Linked DNA regions of Homo sapiens: region 1 is linked to region 2. Evidence: chromatin loops called from intact Hi-C (ENCODE). Cell type or tissue: A673. All regions are shown on one strand. Links, peaks and the distances in the headings refer to the core of each region. The heading gives the core; the rest is flanking DNA. Region 1 has its middle 68 kb from the start of DAW1. Region 2 has its middle 140 kb from the start of SPHKAP.

Region 1 (12,003 bases), core at 2,362-10,361, 380 kb before region 2:
CTCATTAACAAGCATTCTATGAAGACAGGAGCTTTGGAAGTGGGGTGATTTTCTAATTGGTCTTCAGGTACATTTGGCAGTTTCTTTAAGGATTGCTCAATGCTATGGGTGGAAGGTTTTCTCTGGTGGCCATTTTCTGGAATAAGTGGAGGTCAATGGTGCTTTGTTGACATCAAACTGTCATAATGGTTTTTATTTGAGAGGAGGGGTGGCTGCCATGACAGCCCATTTCTCACGAGTGACAGCATTTTGGTGATTGAAAATACCGACTCTGGAATCAGAATGCCTGTTTTAATATCCTGCTCCACGAGGTTTTGGTTCTGAGACCTTGAGAATTCAGTTTGTGACTCAGTTTTCTCACCTACAAAATGACCTTCCCTTTCTCCATTGAGAATGTGCCATTTCTAGGCTGGAATCAGTTCTGTCTGTGTGACAGGAGGGAAGATCTTGCATGCACTGCCCTTCCTGCAAAGTGCAAGGGCAGCTCCTCTGCCTTTCTAAAGACCATTCATTGCTGCTGCAGCAGATCCTTTGTCTCTCCAATGTGCTTCTGAGTCACTCAGGTTTTACTGACTCCCTTGGGGAAAGCAGGTGGTCTATATTTAGAATAGCGTTAGCTGCTTTCCCAAGAATTTGAGCTAATACTTAATGAGTATTAATCCAAACCTTTTTGTAGCATTGGCTATATGTACATTTCAGATAATCTCTTGCTATCTATAAGATCTTCCTCTTAGGGTTGGTTTGAAAGAAGAGGATAAAAATAGGAGAATGTGGATATCTATATATATCTATATATATCTGAAAGCGAGTTTCTTTAGAGGGAAATGTTGATTGCTGCAAAATACACATTATAACATTCAAAGATAATTTATTTGTAAATGAATCATGTTAGCATATTTAACCTTCAATTTTGAAGGTTAAATGAGTGAAGTATGTCATCTCAGGTGTTCATATAGCTCACTATCTAAAGAAGTTCAAGTTTCCCATTCTTATATTCCCAGGTATCTGTGAGCTGATCCTAATCTGCATTTCTGGCCCCATCTTTCCTGCTCCTGTATATCCCAGATGTTATAGGTTGAGTTGTGTCCCTCCTAAAATTCATCTGTTGAAGTCCTAACCCCCAGTACCTCACAATGTAATTATTAGAAGATAGCATCTTTAAAGAGGTAATTAAGTTAAAATGAGACCACGGGGGATTGGGGGGGGGGGGTTCCTAATGCAATATGACTGGTACTCTTTTTTTTTTAATCCATCCCCTCAAGTATTTATTTATTTATTTATTTATTTATTTATTTATTTATTTATTTTACTTTAAGTTCTGGGATACATGTGCTGAACATGCAGGTTTGTTACATAGGTGTACATGTGCCATGGTAGTTTGCTGCAACTATCAATCCATCATCTACGTTTTAAGCCCTGCATGCATCAGGTATTTGTTCTAATGCTCTCCCTCCCCTTTTACCCCACCCCCCCGCAACAGGCCCCAGTGTGTGATGCTCTCCTACATGTGTCCATGTGTTCTCATTGTTCAACTCCCACTTTTGAGCAAGAACATGCGGTGTTTGGTTTTCTGTTCCTGTGTTTGTTTGCTGAGGATGATGGCTTCAAGCTTCATCCATGTCCCTGCAAAGGACCTGAACTCATTCTTTTTTATGGCTGCATAGTATTCCATGGTGTATATGTGCCATCTTTTCTTTATCTAATGACTGGTGTTCTTATAAGAAGGAAACACGAGGCAGGCAAATGCATAGAGGAAAGAGCATGTGAGGACACAGTGGGAAGGTGCCATCTGCCAGCCAGGGAGCAAGACCTCAGAAGGAATGGGAGCACCTTGATCTTGGACTTCTAGCCTCCAAAACTGTGAGTAAACAAGTTGTTTAAGCCACACAGTCTGGTATTTTGTTATGGCGGCCCTAGTAAACTAATACAGCAGATAGACTACTCACTAGGTCTAAAAATGTGCCATGCTTTCCTTTCTCTGTGATTTTACTTTTACCTAACTACTCTAAAATTCCTTTTCTATCCCTACAACTGGACAATTTTACCCCCTCATACTTTAGAATTTACTGCAGATATCATTATTTTCTTGTACTCTTTTTTGAGTTTCTCCCACCGACTCTTGCCCTCCACACTGGAAAAGATAGGCTTCCAAAATTCCATTGATGCATGCCTATTAATTATCCTCCTCTTGCAAATGTAGACTAGGGTTTTCAGAACTTGGGCTGGAGATGGAAAAGGTGAAGGAACCATGGATCATTGGAGGTAATTGTGGTTTGTTTTTAGAATGAAAGAGGCTGACATCTGACTGAGAAGATGGTCCTAGGGGAAAGAGAAATGAAGAATCAGAAGAAAATTGGTATTTGCTGAAGCCAGTTGCTTAAGGAGGAAGAGGAGGGATGAAAGAGCAGACAGAGAGGGAGGTTGACATTATAATGAGAAACAGCTCCTGTTCTGAGACTGGAGGAGAGGATGTGAGGAAGACAATGGTCTTGCTAAATTTTCTTTGTTTTTATTTCTAAAATCATTAAGAGCATGAGCTCCGGAGTGTGAGACAAACTCACCCGTCCAAACCCAAAGGATGAACTCGGAGACCTGGAGAACAGCGTGAGACTTTTAATGAGGACCTTGCAAGATCGGGTGTCTGATAGGCAGGCACACCCAGCACAGTTTCCACAAGCAATTTAACCCCTAGAGCACAGGTCCCTCCCCTGGTTCCTCCCTCGTAGGCTGAGTACTATGGGGGTCACAGTCTTCCCAGATGTCACCTATTGTTGCACAGGGGCTCCAGGTGTTTTTTTTTTTTAGGGTTGTCTTGCTGCATTTTGTTGCAGCCCACAATGCATTGCAATCCTAGTTAGCTCAAGGGCTCTTCAAGTATTTGACTTATGACTTAAGTAGCTGGGCAGGCTGATAACAGACAAAACGAGCTATTTTGCAGGCTAGTAAACTTTCATCTTAGACTAAACTTCTTCGGTTTGGGTAAAGGCAACTAAGTTGCCGCGGGGGAAGGGGGAGGCTGACAAGCAGGCATCGGCTATCCAAGCAGGGGCCTAGTATACTCTGTTTCTTCTGTAGTTTGCTGACCTAAGCCGGTTCAAGGCACTTTGTCTTGGAAATGGACCACTGTATACATTATTTCATTCAGGTGCCAGACTCCTGTATCCCTCTACCCTTTATGCTGGATCTGTGACTTGGATGGCTTTTTTTTTTTTTTTTTTTTTTTTTTTTTGAGACGGAGGCTCGCTCTTTTGCCCAGGCGGGACTGCAGTGGCACTATCTCGGCTCACTGCAAGCTCCACCTCCCGGGTTCACGCCATTCTCCTGCCTCAGCCTCCCGAGTAGCTGGGACTACAGGCGCCCGCCACCGCGCCCGGCTAATTTTTTGTATTTTTAGTGGAGACGGGGTTTCACCGTGTTAGCCAAGATGGTCTCAATCTCCTGACCTCGTGATCCGCCCGCCTCGGCCTCCCAAAGTGCTGGGATTACAGGCGTGAGCCACCGCGCCCGGCCTGGATGGCTTTTTATTTGATTCAGTGTTAGTGTTTCCATGTCTACAATGGGTACAAATCCTCACTATCATCAAAGGATTAAATGGATAACACATGTAAATTACATGTGTAGTACAGAACCCAACAAAAGCAATTTTTTTTTTTAAATAATTCTTGTCAATATCCCCCAGCTGAAGACCACCAGGACCATGATTATAGTTGAACAAATTTGGTTGATGCCGCCTTGGAAAGAAAACGCACTCCCTGGGAAAGCATGGAGTGTCTCAGAGAATTTTAGAGAGAATTTATTATAGGATATGAGCTTGTGTTAGGTTAGGTTTAGGGACTTTGCTCTATATTGGACGCTATCAGGAAGTGAGGATAATTCTGCATCATGGGGTACTTCATAAATTATCCATAGGGACAGCAGACTAGAGCAAGCCTAACATGACTGGCAAAGGAGCAGCTGTCACTCATATCAGCCAAGAGATGGGGTTGTTTCGTCATTTTTATGGATTGGACAATGCTCACGTTCTGTCTGTTCAGACATGATTCTAGCGTGCTCTTGTTTTTGGTCTTGATCTCCATCATGATCACAGAGTAGCCTTGTTTATGTTGATGTTCTGTGAAGTTGTGTTCAACTGGAAAACACCAAGGCCTGGCTCTGAGTATCAGGCCAGTAGAAACACCAAGACCCGAGTAATTAATGCCTGATGACTTTGCTTTCTGGTGATGTCTGCTGAGAATGAGGTGTTTTTTGCGGAGAGAATAGTCACTGAAGAGAATCATATAGGGCTGATGGGCAGCATCAGCGGTGCAGCCAAAGTTGGAGTTGATGGAGTTACTGGAGCGATCGGCATTCTGATTGTGTGATTCTCTCCCATAGGGCTAGGCTGTGCAGCACTGGTGTGGAGAAGGCACATCCTAACACTGGCCCTGGGCTGGGGGTTTACAAAGAGATCAGGACAAAGGACAGGAGTTCAGAGTTGAAAGTGCCAGGGAGCACAGATCTGTTGGTTCCCTGTGAGGAATGGGCTATTCCATGAATAAAGACAGAATATGAAAAGACTAACCACCAAGAAAAGAGGAGGCTAGATATCTTTTAGAGAATGTTCTGAGCTGAAGCCCTGCTGGGTGATGGGAAGATCGTTGGCTGGAAAGAGCCTAGGCCATTTGGAAATAAGGAGGTTGGGGAAAAATGGAAAATCTTGCAAGAAGGTCCACGAAAGTAGACTTTGAATTCTCCTTGGGACTCTGTGGATTTGTCAAACATCCTGCTTTTTCCAAGACAGGATGCAGGTGAAGTGACAAGTGCTTCTATCTCTGTCCACTGGGATCATCACCTTTTCCTGTTTGGATAGATAACATTTTCTCATATTCCATTTTAAAAATCTTTTCCACCTCAAGTGCCTTTTGGCACTGCTTTAGCAGTTTGCTGTGTGGGCTGTACAGCAGCTTTGCTGCTGCCCCAATGTTTCATAGAGATGTTTGTGATGGAGCACTATGTTTTTAACTTATCTTCCCAGGGCTGTGGCCCAAGTTCACGGAGGAGAGATGAGGTCGGGAAAAATGTGGCTAGTACACATCTACAGTGTTCACAACAGTCTGCCTCCTCTGTCAGGGACTCATTGTCTTTGGAATAAGCCCCATAGGACCTGGAGGCTGCTGCTGGACCTCAGTAATGTCCACAAAGACCTGCAACCTCAGGAGTGTTATTGTCCCTTTTCAATCAGGTCCTACCACCAGGAGACGAAGCTTCTCTTCTTACTCGGAGCTTCTCCAAAATGTGGCATGTTAGAGTGCTCTAAATAGTGAATTAATTGATTGATTGATGGAGTAAATACATGAATGAATGAATACTAACATGGCTCATGACTTTAACATTGATTTTCAAACTCAGCTTTATGGAGTCTCAGCTATTTTTCAAAGCTCAGTGAGTGAGGAGCTGAGTACACGGAATCCTGTCTTCCACACTGCACTTTAGCCAGAGGAGTGCCATTAAAAACACTTTTTTTGTCTTTGATTTTAGCCTCCAAGTAAAAAGCATTTGAAGAAAAATTTTTTGAATCTTGAGATAGAGAGATAGAGAGTTAGATAGATAGATAGCAAGAAACCACTGGCTGCAAGAATGAAGTTCTGCATTTAATTGTGCAAAATCTGGTCATGATCTATTCGTCCACACTTGTTTTCCCTCACTCTATCACATGAATTCTTTGTTTAGTTTATCTTGTATGATGTGTCCAGATATGCCCTTTCTAATCTCTACACTTTTGTTCCCCCACGCTCTATCCTTTAACCCCAGGTCATATTATAAATCTTCTCTGATCTCCATGGCCAGATGTGCTCACTCCTTACGCTGAATTCCAATAGCATTTATTGTGTCTCAAGGCCCATCCTTTATGTTGCATGTTTTACCTCTTCAACCAGATTGTTCCTCCTTCCCTTCCCCTTCCTTCCTTCCTTCTTTCCTTCCTTCGTTCCTTCCTTCCTTCCTTCCTTCCTTCCTTCCTTCCTTCCTTCCTTCCTTCCGGCTTTGCTCTTTGCTTTAGATGGAATACTCTCAGGAAGTGAGAATAATTTTATATGATTGGGTGTCTTCATAAATTATCCATTGAGAAAGCAAACTAGAGCAAGGTTAAAGTTGTAATTGGTAAAGGAGCAGCTGTCACTCATACCAGCCAGGAGAGGGGGCTGTTTAGTCACTTTCGTGGCTTGGACAACGCTCATGTTGTGTCTGTTCAGATGGCCGTATGGTGATTTTTTTGTTTTGTTTTGTCTTTTGTCTTGGCCCACATCATGATCACAGAGTAGCCTTGTTTGTGTTGATGTTCACTGGGTGCCTGTTATGGGCCAGGCGTGTTGCTAGGTACTGGGATTCATAAAAGGGAAGACAGACATCTCTCCCTCACGGTTTACAATTTAGTGAGGGTTGGGGAGTATATCAATCGAGGTTCAAACAATGAACGGAGTAAGTAGAAAACATAAAGACATTTACTGTAAGGAATTGTCTTCCAGGATTCTGAGGCTGACTAGGCAAGTCTGAAATTCTTAGGGAAGGCCATCAGGATAAGTGTCAGCTGAAACTTTTGCCACAGGCAGAATATCTCATTCTCCTGAGAGGCTTTTATTCTTCTCTTTAGATCTTTCAGCTGAGTGAATCAGGGCCATTCAGACTGTGTACGATAATTGCCCTTACCTAAAGTCAGCTGATTATGGATTTTAATCACCTCTACAAAATACCTTCATAAGACCCAGTACAGTGGCTCATGCCTATAATCACAACATTTTGGGAGGCCAAGGTGGGAGAAATCTGCTGTTAATCAGATAGGTTTTCCTTTATAGGTTACTTGATGCTTTGCCTCGTAGCTCTTAAGATTCTTTCCTTTGTCTTGACTTTAGATAACCTGATGACAATGTGCCTAGGCGATGATCTTTTTGTGATGAATTTCCCAGGTGTTCTTTGAGCAAGGCCGGGGAAAGTTTTTTCGATTATTCCCCCAAATATGTTTTCCAAACTTTTAAATTTCCTCAGGAATGCTGATCTTTCTCAGGAATGCCAATTATTCTCATATTTGGTCATTTAACATAATCCCAAACTTCTTGGGGGTTTGCTCATTTTCAAAATTCTTTTTTCTTGTCTTTGTTGGATTGGGTTATTCCAAAAACCTTGTCTTTGAGCTCTGAAGTTCTTTCTTCTGCTTGTTCAATTCTATTCCTGAGACTCTCAAGTATGTTTTGCATTTCTCTAAGTGTGTCCTTTATTTCCTGAAGTTGTGATTGTTATTTATGCTACCTGTTTCACTGAAGATTTCTCCCCTCATATCTTGTATCATTTATTTGATTTCCTTAAGTTGGACTTCACCTTTCTCTGGTGCCTGCTTGAATAGCTTAATAATTGACCTTCTGAATTCTTTTTCTGGCAATTCAGATTTTTCTTCTTGGTTTGGATCCATTGCTGGTGAGCTAATGCGACTTTTTGGGGTGTTAAAGAACCTTCTCTTGTCATATTACCAGAATTGTTTTCCTGGTTCCTTCTCATGCGGGTAGGCTATGTCAGAGGGGAGATCTGGAGCTCAAGGCTGCTGTTCAGACTCTTGTGCCACGGGGTACTCCCTTGATGTAATATTCCCCCTCTTTCCCTAGGGATGTGGCTTTCTGAGAGCCAAACTGTAGTGATTGTTATTTCTCTTCTGAATCTAGCCAGCAAGCAGGGCTGCCAGGCTCTGGGCTGGTACTGGGGGTGTCTGCACAGAGTCCTGTGAGGTGAACTGTGTTCAGTTCTCTCAGCTGTGGATACCAGCACGGTATTTGAGATGTCTCCTGGATCCTGCAGGAGGAATCCACTTCCTTCAAAGGGTCTGTGGATTCTCTTGGCTTTTCTGGTATACTCCTGCAGTAGTTTTTGGAGCAATAGTCCACAATGCTAGTCTCCACATTCTGCTCTGTCTATCCAGAGTGGGAGCTGCACTTTAGTACTGCCTCCTATCTGCCATTTTTTTTTCAGTCACCTGTCAGTTGAGAAATGTGTTTCTATTTTCCTTTGGATAACTGGAAGCTAACTAATGTTAAGTTTAATTTTTAATTTAATGTTTAATATTAAGACTACTTAAAAGACTTATCCCAGGAGCTTAATGCAATTATTAAAGTCATTGAATCTGAAACTAGGGAACTTTAAAAATACCAGTGCCTGGGCTCCACTGTGGACCAATTAAATCAGAATCTCTGACAGTTAGGGCCCTGACCTTGGTAGTTTGAAAATGTTCCCAGGTGATTCTGATATAGCCAAGGTTGAGAATAAATGCTCTAAATATATTTGAATTTTTTGGTTTTCCTGTTTTATACATGTTTTGATATTGAAATGATCATTCTATCATCTTTGGAAATAAATGCCTTCATAAATTGGAAATAACTAATTATTTCGGTAAAAATAAATACATGTTATTAAAGCCACTGAGACACTTGAAATCACCTTCCTAGACTGTAAGCACATGGAGGGCAGGTACCACGTGTTACTTAGACATTCATTAGGATAGGCAAGGTTGTGCTATAGAAACAAACAAACACGAAATACACAAATTGCTCCCCTCTCAATTCTTAGATGATTCACAAAACAGAAGTTTATTTCTCACTTCTGTAAAGTAAGCCTGCTGTGCTCTAGGTGACTCTTCAGGCCACCAGTTCTCTGTGGATGACTCATGTGCTGCTCCACATCAACACATGGTCTCAGGATCACTGAGACAAGGGCAGAGAGGTTGTAGAGTTCAGAACTGACAACTGACACATGACACTTCTGTTCAGTTTTTTTGGTCACCTAGCCATACATAACTTCAAAAAAAGGGGGAAAGGGCTGTGCACAGTGGCTCAAGCCTGTAATCCCAAAACTTTGGGATATCAAGGTGGGAGGATCACTTGAGTCCAGGAGTTCAAGACCAGTCTGGGCAACATAGTGAGACCTTGTCTCTACAAAAAAAAAAAAAAAAAAAAAAAGAAAGAAAGAAAGAAAAAAAAGAAAAAAAATTAGCGAGGCAGGTGGCATGTGCCTGTAGTCTCAGCTATTCAGGAGACTGAGAGGTGAGGATTACATGGGCCCAGGAGTTTGAGCCTGCAGTGAGCTATGATTGTGCCACTGCACTTCAATCTGGGCAACAGAGTGAGACCTTGTCTCTATAAAAAAGGTGGGGAGGAATGTAATCCTTTGAGTACATGGAAGTTGAAGAAAAATAGATACTGATTAACATTAGTAATATCTAGCCTGTTTGGTTTTATATTTCTGCACTTAACCTAATAACTCTCATAGTGTGAGAGCTTACTAGATATTCAGGAATCCACATTAAGTTACCCTCTCTTATCCTTACAGGATATGTTCCAGTCGCCAGTGGATGCCTGAAACCTATATATATAATATTGAGCCCTGTATATACTATGTTTTTCCTGTACATGCATACTATGATGAAGTTTAATTTATAAATTAGGCACAGTAAGAGACTAACAATGATAATTAATAATAAAATAGAACAGTTAGAAAAGCTATCACAATATACTGTAATAAAAATTATGTGAATGTGATCTGTCTTTTCCCTCAGCTACTAAGTGACGGAGGGCAGGTAGTGTCTACAGTCACATGCTGGTCAAAGGGATGATTCGCTTCCCAAATGGGACAGAGTGGGATGGCATAAGATTTCATCATGCTACTCAGAATGGAAAGCAATTAAAAATATATAAATTGTTTATTTCTGGAACTTTTTACTGATTATTTTTGGGTCCTTGGTTACTCAAGGACCACAGTTGACCTTGAGTAACAAAACTACAGAAAGTGAAATTGTGGATAAGGGGAAACTACTGTGCCACATTTTCTTCACTGTTAGAGATTATGCATCATTGTGGGTGTTCATGCATGTGTGTGCATGTGTATTTTTCTCTCCAGGCAGGTGCATCTCGGCATATTGGCTCTGCGAGTCTATAGCTCTGCAGATTTGCTATCTCTGGGAGTGGAAGAGCAGAGCTGGGATTCCCATACCTATAGCTGTGAGATCCAAGGTGACCTCAACCACAATGATAGTGCCACCACAGACACTCCAACTACTCATTGATCCTCACTCACGTTTTCAGATTTTTCTCATTTATACTCAATAAAAAAGCAAATAGAACTTCCAGAGTGTTTAAATGACTGGGGACAATAGCCTTGCCAAGTAGACACATAAAACTGACCCACCTTGGGAAGAACAGTGAACACATTATTCAAAAATATCACAATAAGTTTCAGGGAGGAGACAAATAACTCTATTTTCTATAGACAAAAAAAAAATCATTTTGCAACAAACCCAGATAAGTTCTGTTGTGAGTCAGTAACGTAGTTCCTGGATTGCTCCCCTGGTCAGATACATACCACTGGCTAGTGCTGTCCCTGCATCCCCAGATCGGCATAGCTCTGGAGAATGGGGACTTGACTAGAAAGGGAAAGACAGGCTGTCCTGAGGTCAAGGCTTTTCAAGAACCTTACCAGTGACCTGCCAAGCTTCTGCACTTTCCAACCCCAGCTGTTCAGGTATCACCACCTCAAAAGGAAGGTTCACTTGACAGAGACTTCCACAGGACAAACTCACCAGAAACCCTCTTTCCTGAGACCAAGTAGAGTGAGAGCATTTTCATAGTAGAGAGAAAATGAAGACAGACTCATATTTATTCAGACACTAAATTTTCATTGGAAATACCCTGTTTGTATTTAGGTTTTATAAAATTCCCAGTTGAAAAACTAGATTGTGATCCAAGTTGTTCCAACCATGTTGTAAAAATTGTCCAATAACTAAACTGAGTAGCAAATAATCATTTTTCTTTAATAGTCACACCTACATTGACAGGCCTGGTATATCTTTTTTAGAAGAATTGTTTTTTTTTTGTTTTGTTTTTCTTTTTGTTTTTTTGAGACAGAGTCTTGCTCTGTCACCCAGGTTGGAGTACAGTGGTGCGATCTTGGCTCACTGCAATCTCTGCCTCCCAGGTTCAAGCTAATCTCCTGCCTCAACCTCTAAGTAGCTGCGATTACAGGCACCCACCACCATGCTCAGCTAATTTTCATATTTTTAGTAGAGATGGGGTTTCTCCATGTTGGCCAGGCTGATCTTGAACTCCTGACCTCAAGTGATTTGCCCACCTTGGCCTCCCAAAGTGCTGGGATTACAGGCGTGAGCCACTGCGCCCAGCCAGAATTGATTTGAACTTAAAGCAAAAGTATCTGTTTCAAAACTACATTTATTCGAGTTAAATAAATTCAGTAATTCTTATGTCAACTCAATATGATTAACATCAAATTAATAAAGTGAAAATGTTAGTTCTTTAGTCACACCAGCCACATTTTGAGTACTCAATAACCATATGTCACCAGTGGCCACCATTTTGGACAGCATGGATATAGAAGATATAATACCACTTCTGCATAATGCAGTCAGATATATTTATAGCTGTAACTCTAGCCACATCAAGGCAATGGCCAAGGTCAGGGCAGTGAACAGCATTTGCTTTTCCTCTACCTAGCTTGTAAGTCTTATACTTTATGGGCATATTTGTAATCACCTGATGTGTTCTTGCCTGCTGCACAGATAAGCCCAATTCACTGAGACAGTGTGATCGCAGTAAAGAAAGAGTTTAGGCCAAGTGCTGTGGCTCATGCCTGTAATCCCAGCACTTTGGGAGGCCAAGGCAGGTGGATCATGAGGTCAGATCGAGAGCAGCCTGGCCAATATGGTGAAACCTCGTATCTACTAAAAATACAAAAATTAGCCAGGTGTGGTGGCACGTGCCTGTAGTCCCAGCTACTCGGGAGGCTGAGTCAGAAGAATCACTTGAACCTGGGAGTCAGAGGTTGCAGTGAGCTGAGATCATGCCACTGAACTCCATCCTGGGCAAGAAAGTGAGACTCTGTCTCAAAAAAAAGTTTAATTAACTTAAGCCTGGTCAAGCAGAAAGGCTGGATTCATTACTCAAATCAGTCTCCCTGAGAACTCAGAGGCTAGGTTTT
Region 2 (12,003 bases), core at 1,651-9,650:
CTTCCCCTAAATTCCTCTCAAATGGAAGCTGTTCTTTCTCCCTTACTGTGTCAGTAGGTCTTGATACGGGGTTAGTGTCCTTCTTTCTTATTGAAACTTCCAAACCGTTTTTCCCTTCTTCCCCACTAACAACCTTCAGCTGCACTGAAGCTAATGTTAACAGATTCCTCTCCCCACCAATAACCCTTTCTACACAATCAACAGTCCTCCAGGACCTCACTCTCATTCTTTGAAGATTTTAGCACCTGGCTCACACTTTTTCCAACACTATTCCAGTCATAATTCTTGGTGATTTCTTTATTCATATTCAGGAGCAAATTCTAATACTATTCCAATATTCCATAATTTGGCTCTTACTTCTTTGACTTCCTACCTTGATCTTACTTTTCACCCTGATTTAGCCACTCATTCTCATTGGCATATCTTAGATATTGTCATTCCTACAATACACTTTGTAATTTCAGTTCTAGGCCCATTGTTCTCCAAAGATGGCCTCCTAAATTTCCAAGGCCTTGAAGTACATCCACTTCAGAAATTCTTCAATAACATTGATTCCTCCAATGTGTGGACTCCACCACCTTTCCCCTCTCCATCATGACTCTTATTTACTCTTTGTCCAAATTAGAATCCATGGTCCATCATCATTATTATTCCCAAGTATGACTTGTTTTCTCCTTTGTTTGTCTCTATTTTCATCACACTCATCAGAAAAACCCAGTCCTGTTAAATCTAATTTCTCCATACTTGGAACCAACCATGTGTGGCTGAAGAAAAACACATAGCCATTCTAATGGTTGCTCTTTAAATTCATGAACACAATGTTCAAATGGACACCACTGCTTCCAGGCGATTTTATGACTTTCCCTAGTTAACCTACTCTCCCATTCTTTCAAGACAGTCACCTCACAACTCCTCTCGCCTTCAATGGCTAACATCAACTTTCTCCTAGTTCCTCATTCTCAGCTAAAAACACTGTATCTCATTTCACTGGGAAAAGAGGTGATCAGAGGAGAAATTCCATATGTTCTCATCACCGTATTTGCAAACACAACATGCATGTACCACATATTCTGCTTTTCTGCTCTTAGAAAGGATGACAATTTCAGGCTTCTGTTTATGGTCAACTCTTCTATTCATGTCCTGGATCCCATCCTCTCTGGTCAGCAAATGAGGCCCTGTCCTGCAGTCATTCATGTATTCTTCTAGTCCTTCAAATGCTGTCTCTCTATTTGATCATTTGAGTCAGCGTATATGCCATGGTCTCTTTCATCCTAAAAAAAACAAATCAGAATAAACATCTCTACAACACCTGTTCCTTTTCCCTTTACATCTTGGGGGAAAATGCCTTGAATGGGTTATCTATACTCATGGTCTCTATTTTCCCTGGGCAGAGCCCCCACAAGGTATTTAATTCATCATCTGTTTTTTTTTTTTTTTCCAAATGCAAAATGTTTTAACTGCACTTGTTCATGAATACTGTATCTTTATACTTTATACCCATTATCATAGTACTCCTAGTGCCATGTGATGATGGAGAGACTATGGGCACTTTCAGGATCTGGCTACAGGGAATTGAGTTTGGGATATATTTATTTTGATTTGGTGGGTTACTTAATTTTGTTGTTTGTAGTCATTTCTGTATGTATAGATTTTGTAAGCTCTTCAGGTGTAGGAATGGCCTCCAGGAATACTAGGACTATCCATTGTGCCAAGTATAGCATTGTCTCACAGAGATGAAGAATCAAAGGTTGTACTGTGATATGGATGTGTTACACCATTTCATTTACGGAAAGTATGTGGGCTTTGAGAAGGAACAAGGTTTGGGCTGGGCGCAGTGGCTCACGCCTGTAATCCCAGCACTTTGGGACACCGAGGCAGGTGAATCACCTGAGGTCAGGAGTTTGAGGCCAGCCTGGCCAACATGGTGAAACCCTGTCTCTACTAAAAACACAAAACTTAGCCAGGCATGGTGGCGAGCACCTGTAATCCCAGCTACTAGGGAGGCTGAGGCAGGAGAATCACTTGAACCCAGGAGGCTGAGGCTGCAGTGAATCAAGATCGTGCCATTGTACTCCAGCCTGGGTGACAGAGCGAGATTCCATCTCAAAAAAAAAAAAAAAGAGAGAAGTAACAAGGTTTGAAACACATAGAGCTAGAAAATAGTTTATGGAACATTTTTCCAAATTTTAGAGTTCATGAATAAAGAAAATTGGTAGAGATTTTTTAGCATTCAGATTTGGCAGTAATTCTCAAAATTTACATGGGATTACCAATAAGAAGTTGTGAAGCTTAAAAAATTTTTAAAATTATCAAACCATGCCAAAAGAATGATTGAATTGTTTTACTACTTTTTTCTGTACAAATGATTTTAAAAAATTGTTTTCTTGTGAGGAGTTGATCAAAAAATATGGAGTCAGAAGGAAGTGGGGAATAAATTATCATAGAGCAGGGCCAGCCAGTTAGCCAGTTAATTTATAAAAATTATATTACTTTTATGAATTTTCTGATGTTTATAATACATATCAGCTTTTAAAAATAAGCAATTTTGTTGTTTTTTCATTCTTAATAACAATTCATGTTCTAACCTAATTTTGCCTTTATAATTTTTTATTCTTTTTATAAAGAGGGCCTCCAAAAGTGTATGAGCTTTAAGCCCCACAAAACTAGATGTGCTCCTGGATATGGACCACTGATTATTTGATAGTATTGTTTATTGTCATTTTTCTTTATTATCTTTAGAGGAACAAAGTCTCATTCTCTTGTTAAAAATATTTGGTGAGAACAGTCTGTTAGTTCTTTTAATTCCTCATTCTATCTATCTATCTATCTATCTATCTATCTATCTATCTATCTATCTCTATGTGTATGTGTGTGTAGATACATATATAATATATACCTACACACATGTGTTGTAAATGATATCTGTATATAACCATGTATGTATATATATTTATATAGACTTCTCTGAGTCACACAGTATCTGCAAGAAGTGCCATCATTTTTCCTTAGTAGGTGAAAAAAAGGATGTCAGGTAGTTGATTATGTGTTGCAAACATCTCTGTTTCTATGGAATACAGTATACACTGACATTTAATATTTAAAATTTTGAAGCTTTTATATTTTAATGTTTTGAAATTTTGGTAAAACAGATTACATAAAATAATTATGCATTATTTTATCATTAGAAATACATTCTTTGGAAAAATAATTTGTTCCTGGGATAGTATGCATCACTCAAGAGAAAAATGTAATAAACCCCATTAATAATGTAATTAAAAGAAACCTATATTTTCAAAATGAGCCATAAAATATCGATGCAGTTTGATAAGGGTCAGTTTCTGTAACTGGGATCAAAGGATACAGGGCATGCTCTCTGACAGTGTGCCCTCCTGTTTAGGTATGGGCATGTACTGATCAGCTTCCATCCTCACACTAACTGCACTCCTTTCAAGTGTTGGCTCTGATTCACAGATCCAGACTCTATGGAACACTATATGGAGATGAATTGTGGGGCCCAATGGGAAGTAGTGCTGTTGATCTATGAGCAATATCTTCCCTGGCCAGGTGGGGCCAAGCATCAGTTCACATCCTCAAGCTGGCCAACTCTGGATCATGTCTCAGTCACAGGAAGAGGTTCTCAGTCCTTAAGCGTTATAAGTATTTTGGACACTGTTGAATTTCTCACATCTAACACAGTATCTGCACTGAAGATGTGATTAAAAAATAACTGTCATTTAATGGATCCTCTTTAACTGTGCTTTGTTTTTTCCATACCACTTATATTCTTGCATAGTATATTTATCTGCTTGATATGCTTATTTTCTGTATGCATTCTTATACTAGCACAAATATTTCACAAAAGCAGAAATTTCTTCCTTTTTTGCATTCTTCACTGATATAATCTGTCCTCAATTAAGTGCTTAACTCATAGTAAACACCCAATAAGCATTTACTGAATTAATTACCAACATAATTGTTTTTATTTCACTACCTTACCTATTTATTTTTATCCAGGAAGTCAAACTGTAAGAGGGGGGAAAGAAGTTTCCATCAACCATTATAAAACAAAATTGACATCAGTTATTCATCAGTTATTCCTTACCTTTCTTCAGCACAGCTGCACCCAACTCTCTCTTTTGTTTTTTTTAGATGGAGTCTCACTCTGTCGCCCAGGCTGGAGTGCAGTGGCGTGATCTCAGCTCACTGCAGCCTCTGCCTCCTGGGTTCAAGTGATTCTCCTGACTCAGCCTCCCAAGTAGCTGGGAGTACACGCACCCGCCACTATGCCCAGCTAATTTTTTGTATTTTTAGTAGAGACAGGGTTTCACCATGTTGGCCAGGCTGGTCTTGAACTCCTGACATCGTGATTCGCCCACCTCGGCCTCCCGAAGTGCTGGGATTATAGGCGTGAGCTACCACACCCGGCCTAGCTGCACCCAACTCTTAAACAGTTACCTCCATTCCTCTTTTTACTGTGCTAAATAGTAGCTTTGTAAACTTTTCAAGTGCTTCCATAATAAAACAGCCATGTCTTGAATGATGTTTCGTAAAATTTTTCTTGTAGGGAAATTGTTTCACATTTACACTAAATAAGAAACTCAATGCCAGAAATACCATAATTGATTGTGTCATCCATCTTCTTGACCTCATGCTCCTTTTTTTTTTTTTTAATGTTTTTGTTTAGTTTAAGGAGAAACAGTCCAGACAGAGAAATTCTAGGCTGTTTGCCTGCTCATTTTAGATGTCGAGTAGAGTATTCTGATGGGCAGGCTAGGAATGAGGCATCTTAGATATAAATGGCCCAAGGAAGCTATAGAGAAGGAAAACTTTAGAAAAGTAAAATCCCTTTGTAGGTATATTCATTGCCTAAGAAGTGAGTAGACGTCTATAAAATGAATCTTAGAGCATACAAGTAAGTGTGTCTCAGGCATTTTAATATCTCCAGGAAAGCTGATCTTACCACCTTACACAATAAACCTCCCCAGGTACCTAATACGCACAAATTAATTCATTGCAGATTTAGTTTCACAACTTAGAAGTAAACTGAGGCAGGGCACGGTGGCTCACACCTGTAATTCCAGCACTTTGGGAGGCTGAGGCGGGATGATCACCTGAGGTCAGGGGTTCAAGACCAGCCTGGACAACATAGTGAAACCCTGTCTCTACTAAAAATACAAAAATTAGCTTGGCGTGGTGCAGATGCCTATAATCCCAGCTACTTGGGAGGCTGAGGCAGGAGAATTACATGCACCTGGGAGGTGGAGGCTGCAGTGAGCCGAGATTGCGCCATTGCACTCTTGCCTGGGTGGCAAGAGTGAAACTCCGTCTCAAAAAAAAAAAAATAGTTAACTGAATTACACAATGTTGAAATTCTTCAGACTTGAGCACTTGGCCTTTGCACTTTGGAGGCACTGAGTATCAGAGATGGCTTTGCGGGATTTCATTTTTATGGATTTTTATACCAATATGAGCATCACTACCAATAAAGCAGCATATGCCACTGGTTAGGATGACAGAGTATGGATAAGCAGAAAGGGTAAGTAGAATAGTAAGTAGAAGTATGGATAAGTAGAATGGATAAGTAGACAGCAATTGCTGTCATCAGTGTTGTATCCCCAGCCCAACTCCCTCTCCTTGTCAGTGCCAATGCTACCCCTGTCCCTGCGGCCAGCAGAGGGAGATTTTTAATGCTGAGCACCTCTTGCTTTGGTGTGAACTGTTCTGGCTTTTTGCCTATCCTCCAAGTATATGTCATCTATGCTAACCTCCAGGGAAGACCTTCTTACAATTAACCAAGGGTGTATTTTTTCCCTCCTCTCCTCTTCCTACCTGTGACTAAAGCACTCAAGTCTGAAGTTTTTACTATGCATTTGAGGTATTGCAAAGTTTGTCCAGCAGTTCACTGCATCAAAATTATCTGGGGCCCTTGGGGACAGAGATTAACAGGCACAGCTCTAGATCTGTTGGGGCCAGATCTCTGGGAATGGAGCAGGGAAGAAGAATTTCTTTTTTACGACCTTCCAGATATCCGATATATTTTCTTTGGCACCAAAACCCTAAGATATAAGTGGGGAAAAAAGAATTTGACTTAAGGAGAAGCAATGGGCTTCAGATGCTACATTTCTTTCTGGTTTGTTTGTTTTTTTTTTCATTCAGACAAACATGAAAAGCTGTGCTGTGATCTCTGATACTCACATGATCTCACTTTTAGTACAAAGAAGTAATTTCCTCTGTGAGTCTGTTTACAATGATGGGCTGTCCAGTAGGTTCTACAGAAATCTTCAGTTAAAAAAATCACTTTAAGGCCGGGCCCAGTGGCTCATGCCTGTGATCCCAGAACTTTGAGAGGCCAAGGTGGGCTGATCACCTGAGATCAGGAATTTGGGACCAGCCTGGCCAACATGATGAAACCCCGTCTCTGCTAAAAATAGAAAAAATAAGCTGGGCATGGTGGCAGGTGTCTGTAATCCCAGCTACTCGGGAGGCTGAGGCAGGATAATTGCTTGACCCGGGAGGCAGAGGCTGTAGTGAGCCGAGATTGCGCCACTGCCCTCCAGCCTGGGCGACAGAGCCGGACTCTGTCTCAAAGAAAAAAAAAAAAATCACTTTAAAATTGTCATGTTTTTCTTTTTCTTTCTTAAGAACGCTTTGAGCTATCAAGATATTTGTGAAGATGTAAATTCAGTAGCTTATATTTGCCTTTTTCTCGTGTTCATGCTGAAAAATAAATCTCAGTATTTTTACTTATGAATAATTCATACACAGTGACAAAAATGCAAAAAGGAAAAGGTGTATTAATATTTCCATAAGAAATAACCTCATAAGCTCCTGATTTGCAAGCCCTAATATCAGTCTTAAACTTTCTACAATGTCTGGATATTTGTAGCTTTAACCACAACGGAAATGATTACCTGTTTATGTAATAAATCTTTCAAATTCAGAATAAAATGTGGTCCATGTTTTTCAATTATATTTGGCTGTTGAGTTCATTTTTGACTAGAAAAATAGGGGTTGTTGTAGTTAGTAACTACCACCTGTTTTTGACATATGAATTAACCCATTTATGCCTAGTGTTCCCTTATTGGAACGCTAAGTATGTGGGAGTTATTTATAGCCTGCTGCTCAAGGTCATTGCCAAGGTCTGATTGCAAAAATTCAAAAAATTGCAACCTCCAGCATAAATGGGTTAATGGTGTTGAAATCAAAGATAGCTTCCTTTATTTCTTTTCAGTTAATCCACTTTTTCCTGTTTTAGGCCTCAGTTCAGCACAGAATAGGTGTATTGGGAAATAAATATTAATTGTGCTAGGTCTGAGAGAAATTGTGAAGCAGGCAAAATTTAGCTCTGGTGTTGTCAGCAGCTGTTTTTAAATTGCTTTCTCTCCCATCTGGGAAGCCTTTACCTTCATGCCAGGCTTCAAGCACTAGATACTTTCTTTACTACCTTAATGATCTTTCATACAAACCGGGGCAAGTGAGAGGGAGAGAAGGAGGAAGGGGTGGAAAATGGGGAGAGAGGGAGACATGGACCTGCTATCATTCTTTTGTCTCTTTAATGAAATTTCATTCAACATGTTTTGATTTTCTTTTTCTCCAAGGATTGCTTATATTGTACTTATGTTAAATGATGAAAACAAAGACAAAAGAGAAAAGACTTAGCAGACATGCAGCTCAGCACAAAGACAGGACAGGAGTAATAGTTTGGTTGTGAGGGACTCTTCCTGTAGTTATCTTTTGAATATTTCTACCTGCATTTGTATCTCCAGTGTATTAACTGTCCAAATTTATAATTAAAAGACTATACCATAACTGTCTAGGTAGACTGTACATGGACTTAGATGTTGTCTATTTTCTTTTATTTATTTATTTTGAGATGGAGTTTCACTCTTGTTGTCCAAGCTGGAGTGCAATGGCGTGATCTCGGCTCACTGCAACCTCCGCCTCCTGGGTTCAAGCAATTCTCCTGCCTCAGCCTCCCAAGTAGCTGGAACTATAGGCACGTACCACCACGCCTGGCTAATTTTTGTATTTTTAGTAGAGATGGGGTTTCACCATGTTGGCCAGGCTGGTATTGAACTCCTGACCTCAGGTGATCAGGCCACCTCGGCCTCCCAAAGTGCAGGGATTACAGGTGTGAGCCACCGCGCCAGGCCTGAGATTGTCTACAAAAATGATGGAAATGACAGTGAGTCTTGCAGTTATCTTCCATGTGATTTCAGAAGCCAGCGTTTATGAGGTGGTACGATAGACATTCCCCACCACAATTCCATTAAAGAGTTTTAAAAGGCACATCCTAAAATGAAGATTTTGTGTCTCCTCAGGAAAAGCATTTATGTTCTTTATTAAAATGAGCTGATAGCCTAATGATTTTCTGAGCCTGATGTTTAAAGTGCAGTTTTCTCGCCTTTTCTCCTGGCAAACGCAAGCGTGCTGACAGATCTTGTGGCTTGCAGGAGCACTGCTGGCTACTTGAATGTGCGGTTGTCAGGAAGCTCAGCCGCCCTCTTCTATTGGCAAGCCCGTACTGTAATCATGCAGATTTAAATAAAGAGTAAGCAAGAGAAAGCAGATAATTATCAAGATGGGTGGGCAGGGGCTTCTCCCTTTAGAGGCTGTATCCACACAATTGCTCTGCACTCCTTGCCCCGGGGCTCTCAGCCACAAATTCAGAAGAACTGGACACAAGTTTTCTTTATTTTTTTTAACTTCCGTATTATAATTGGCTACATCATTATTATATAACCAGGAGTTGTATATTCTCTTGGGCATTGTTAATCCTTTTAAGTGTATTTCTTCCATACCATCAGGTCAATGGTCATATGGTCAATTTCATAATATGTATGTTTAAAGCTGCATAAATTAGATGCTAGGTGAATATAATTAAAAAAAATTGTTTTTTGAGATGGAGTTTCGCTCTTGTCGCCCAGGCTGGAGTGCAATGGTGTGATCTCAGCTCACTGCAACCTCTGCCTCCCAGGTTCAAGTGATTCTTCTGCCTCAACCTCCTGAGTATCTGGGATTACAGGCACATGTCACCACACCCAGCTAATTTTTTGTATTTTTAGTGGAGACGGGGTTTTGCCATGTTGACTAGGCTGGTCTTGAACTCCTGACCTCAGGTGATCCACCCGCCTCGGCTTCCCAAAGTGCTGGGATTACAGGTGTGAGCCACTGCACCCAGCCCTAGGTGAATATAATTTTTAATTCATCATCTTCTACATTCCCATTTCTAGACTTACGGATTTATGTAACAGCTCAAAGACAAAGCACCCACTTAACATCAGCAATAGGTAACGATATTGAGAAAATTCATCATGTAGAATTCTATTCAGTTTTCTTAAAAACCAAGGCAATTACTAAGATGATTATAATCACTGATTATAGGTCAATTTTGAATAAAATATTTCTTTGATTTGAAGCATATTAATTATTCCAAAAGTATATAAACTGGAAGGTATGAGTTTTTATTTAACAAAATCTTGATTAAATATAGTAGTCCACTAGTTGTATAGTTTTGAAACATATCACCTCTGTGATGTTTTCTCATCTACAAAACAAGATTAGGATAGGTAATCTCTACTTCCAATCGAATGCTCTTATTACATTCATAATTACAAACCACAATGGAAAGGATTACCTGTTTATGTAATAAATCTTTCAAATTCAGAATAAAATGTGGTTTTTTTCAACAAATATCAGCCATATTTGTGCCTTGCTTTTATAGAATAAAATAGATTATTGACAAGCAATATGTAACCTTGACGATAATTCTGTGAAGTAGATATTTTTTCCCCATATTGTCAAAGAAGAAACTGAAAGACTCTCCCCAAATTCCAGTTTGTGATTGGTCAAAAAGGGGCTTTTAAATCTGGTGTGTGTGTGTGTGTGTGTGTGTGTGTGTGTGTGTATTGAACTTTGAGACCACTTGCCTGTATGTGTCTTTTTATTGAGTGTTTATTATGGGATAGTAATATCTTGGACTGTGTGACAGACATGAAGAAATAAAATACATGGTTCTATTCTCAGAAAATTAGTATCCTGGTGAAAGAGACAAGGCATGTAGAATGTTAAATAACACTGAAAGTTGATAATGCCAGCGGTTTCAAAAGACTGAGGACAAATGTCAAAGGAATGGGAGAGACACTCAATGTCATGGGTTCCTGTGAGTGGAAGGAATAAACAGAGTGTTGTGGGGACTGAGAAAAAATAAGAGCAAAAAAAAGACTGAGTACAGGGTTCTAGTCTTCTCAAAGAGGAACAAAGAGCGGATCAGTTTCTCACCAGCAAGGACTCTATCTTTGTTTTTCTTTAGTATTTTTCCAATCTGGAGGTGTGACTCTGGGCTAAAGAAAGATTGCTGGTTGACCATATTATTTATCATAAAGCAGAGAATGTATCTTTTTTCAAGACTTAGGAAGATGCCAACACAGATTTCAAATATAAGGGGTTATGGAGGCACTCGTTCCGAACTGCAACGCCTGAGGACGATGGTCTCAGCTCTGTACAGAAGCAAGGGTCTGGGAGTGAGGGGCCAGGCAGTAAATTCATCCCTATCACACACCCTTCCTTTTAAACTACATGTTTGGTGATTCCTCCCCCGCTCTCCTGAAGTAAAATTTATAGAAAATCCACATCTTTATATGTTTATATGTTCTTGTATCTAAGTCAGGTGTATAGCAACACATACTTCAGAAGGTTAACATTCATTTGAAAGCCTCTTTACTGTTAAAATTAAAATATTTCACTGTATCCCATTGAATCGATTGAACCTCACATTTCTAAATAAACATGAATATGGATCAAAGGAATTCAGTATCCATTCCTGTTAGAAATTTCTAGGTGGTATGAAAAGAATAGGAAGAAAATTGTATATAAGACACCAATGGCTGGTTAGTGCAGGTGGCGAGAAAATAGTCACTGCTAGCCAAGGATGAGCTAATCCCTCAGTGGCCCTTAGTTATGATCCATTCCAATACCTCAAGTATCTTCCCGGAGAAGCTCCAGATAGCCTCTTGACAAAGGCATATTGTTGTTCTTAAAGGAAATCAAGTGACAAAGTGTAGCTGGTTCAATAAAATCCAAGTCAAATGTGAAGAAAGAAGATCCCTGTACATGAATTATGACAGTCACAGTTGTTTCCTGCCTGGAGGGAAGGAGGAACTTTCTATGGCACAATTGATTGTTGAAATACTTCCCCAATATGTAACGTTGTTACCAATTTTTATGAATTATTTTGCCAACTCTTTACTACAATTAAGAAAATTGAAGCTGAACATTATTTGGAAAAAGAATTATGCAAAAATATCAGGATCAGTCTGAAAAAGAGGGGTAATAGGAGCAGGTAATGGCAGGTTTGACAAGATATTAAAGTGTATCAAAATTTTACATTAATTAAAACACTTGGGAGGAAAAAAGAGAAGCAAACCAACAGAACCGAATAAATACTCTTGAAATGTTTATGAATATTTATAATAACTTTGGCATTTTAAATAGTTGGTAAAAACATGGATTTAATCAATTAATGATATTGATATAACTGGCTAGCTATTTAGAAAGAAAATAAGAAAAATTCTCATGGCATTTGACTAATTTAAAGAAATTTCAGGTGGATCAAAATCAAAATACAAAAAAAATCCAATATGCATTGGAAGAAATCAGAAGAAATGTTTTTCTTAAAATATTTGCCTGAATTAAATCCAACATGTATTATAAATAAATCAAATTTATTTTTAAAATGTTTTCTTAAATACAAAATATACTAGAAGAAAAGATGAGAAATTGTTTTTCAAATTTTAGGTTGATTACATCACTAAAATGACAAGCCACACAAAAACATGTTTATAAGTCTGAATCTTGAAAAATAAAACATTCTAAATGTTCAGGATGAGTATTTAAAAGGTCAAACAACAAATTATAAATGTACAAAACAATTGCAACATATATGGAAAACAATGGCCAAATTTTATAATATAAAAAGTTCTGACAGTTAACTTTTTTTAAGTA

The links. Hi-C counts contacts between places; a loop is a spot of excess contacts. Peaks named below come from ENCODE experiments on the same cell type or tissue, not always from the same donor. Only the 100,000 strongest peaks of a DNase experiment are listed, where the experiment ranks them.
Region 1: it touches region 2 in a loop (2.4-fold over the local background); 2 of 110 quality-filtered maps call a loop at or near these places.

What each region holds. Positions count from the first base shown.
Region 1 is chr2:227,933,553-227,945,555 of GRCh38, forward strand. No RefSeq gene overlaps it. Among named protein-coding and RNA genes, the nearest start is that of DAW1, 68 kb to the left of the region's middle. In A673, for the core only: a CTCF peak has its summit at 6,175 (motif pointing right); DNase peaks (open chromatin) are centred at 5,879 and 6,159; H3K27ac peaks cover 6,587 bases.
Region 2 is chr2:228,312,749-228,324,751 of GRCh38, forward strand. No RefSeq gene overlaps it. Among named protein-coding and RNA genes, the nearest start is that of SPHKAP, 140 kb to the left of the region's middle. In A673, for the core only: a CTCF peak has its summit at 5,654 (motif pointing right); a DNase peak (open chromatin) is centred at 5,693; H3K27ac peaks cover 604 bases.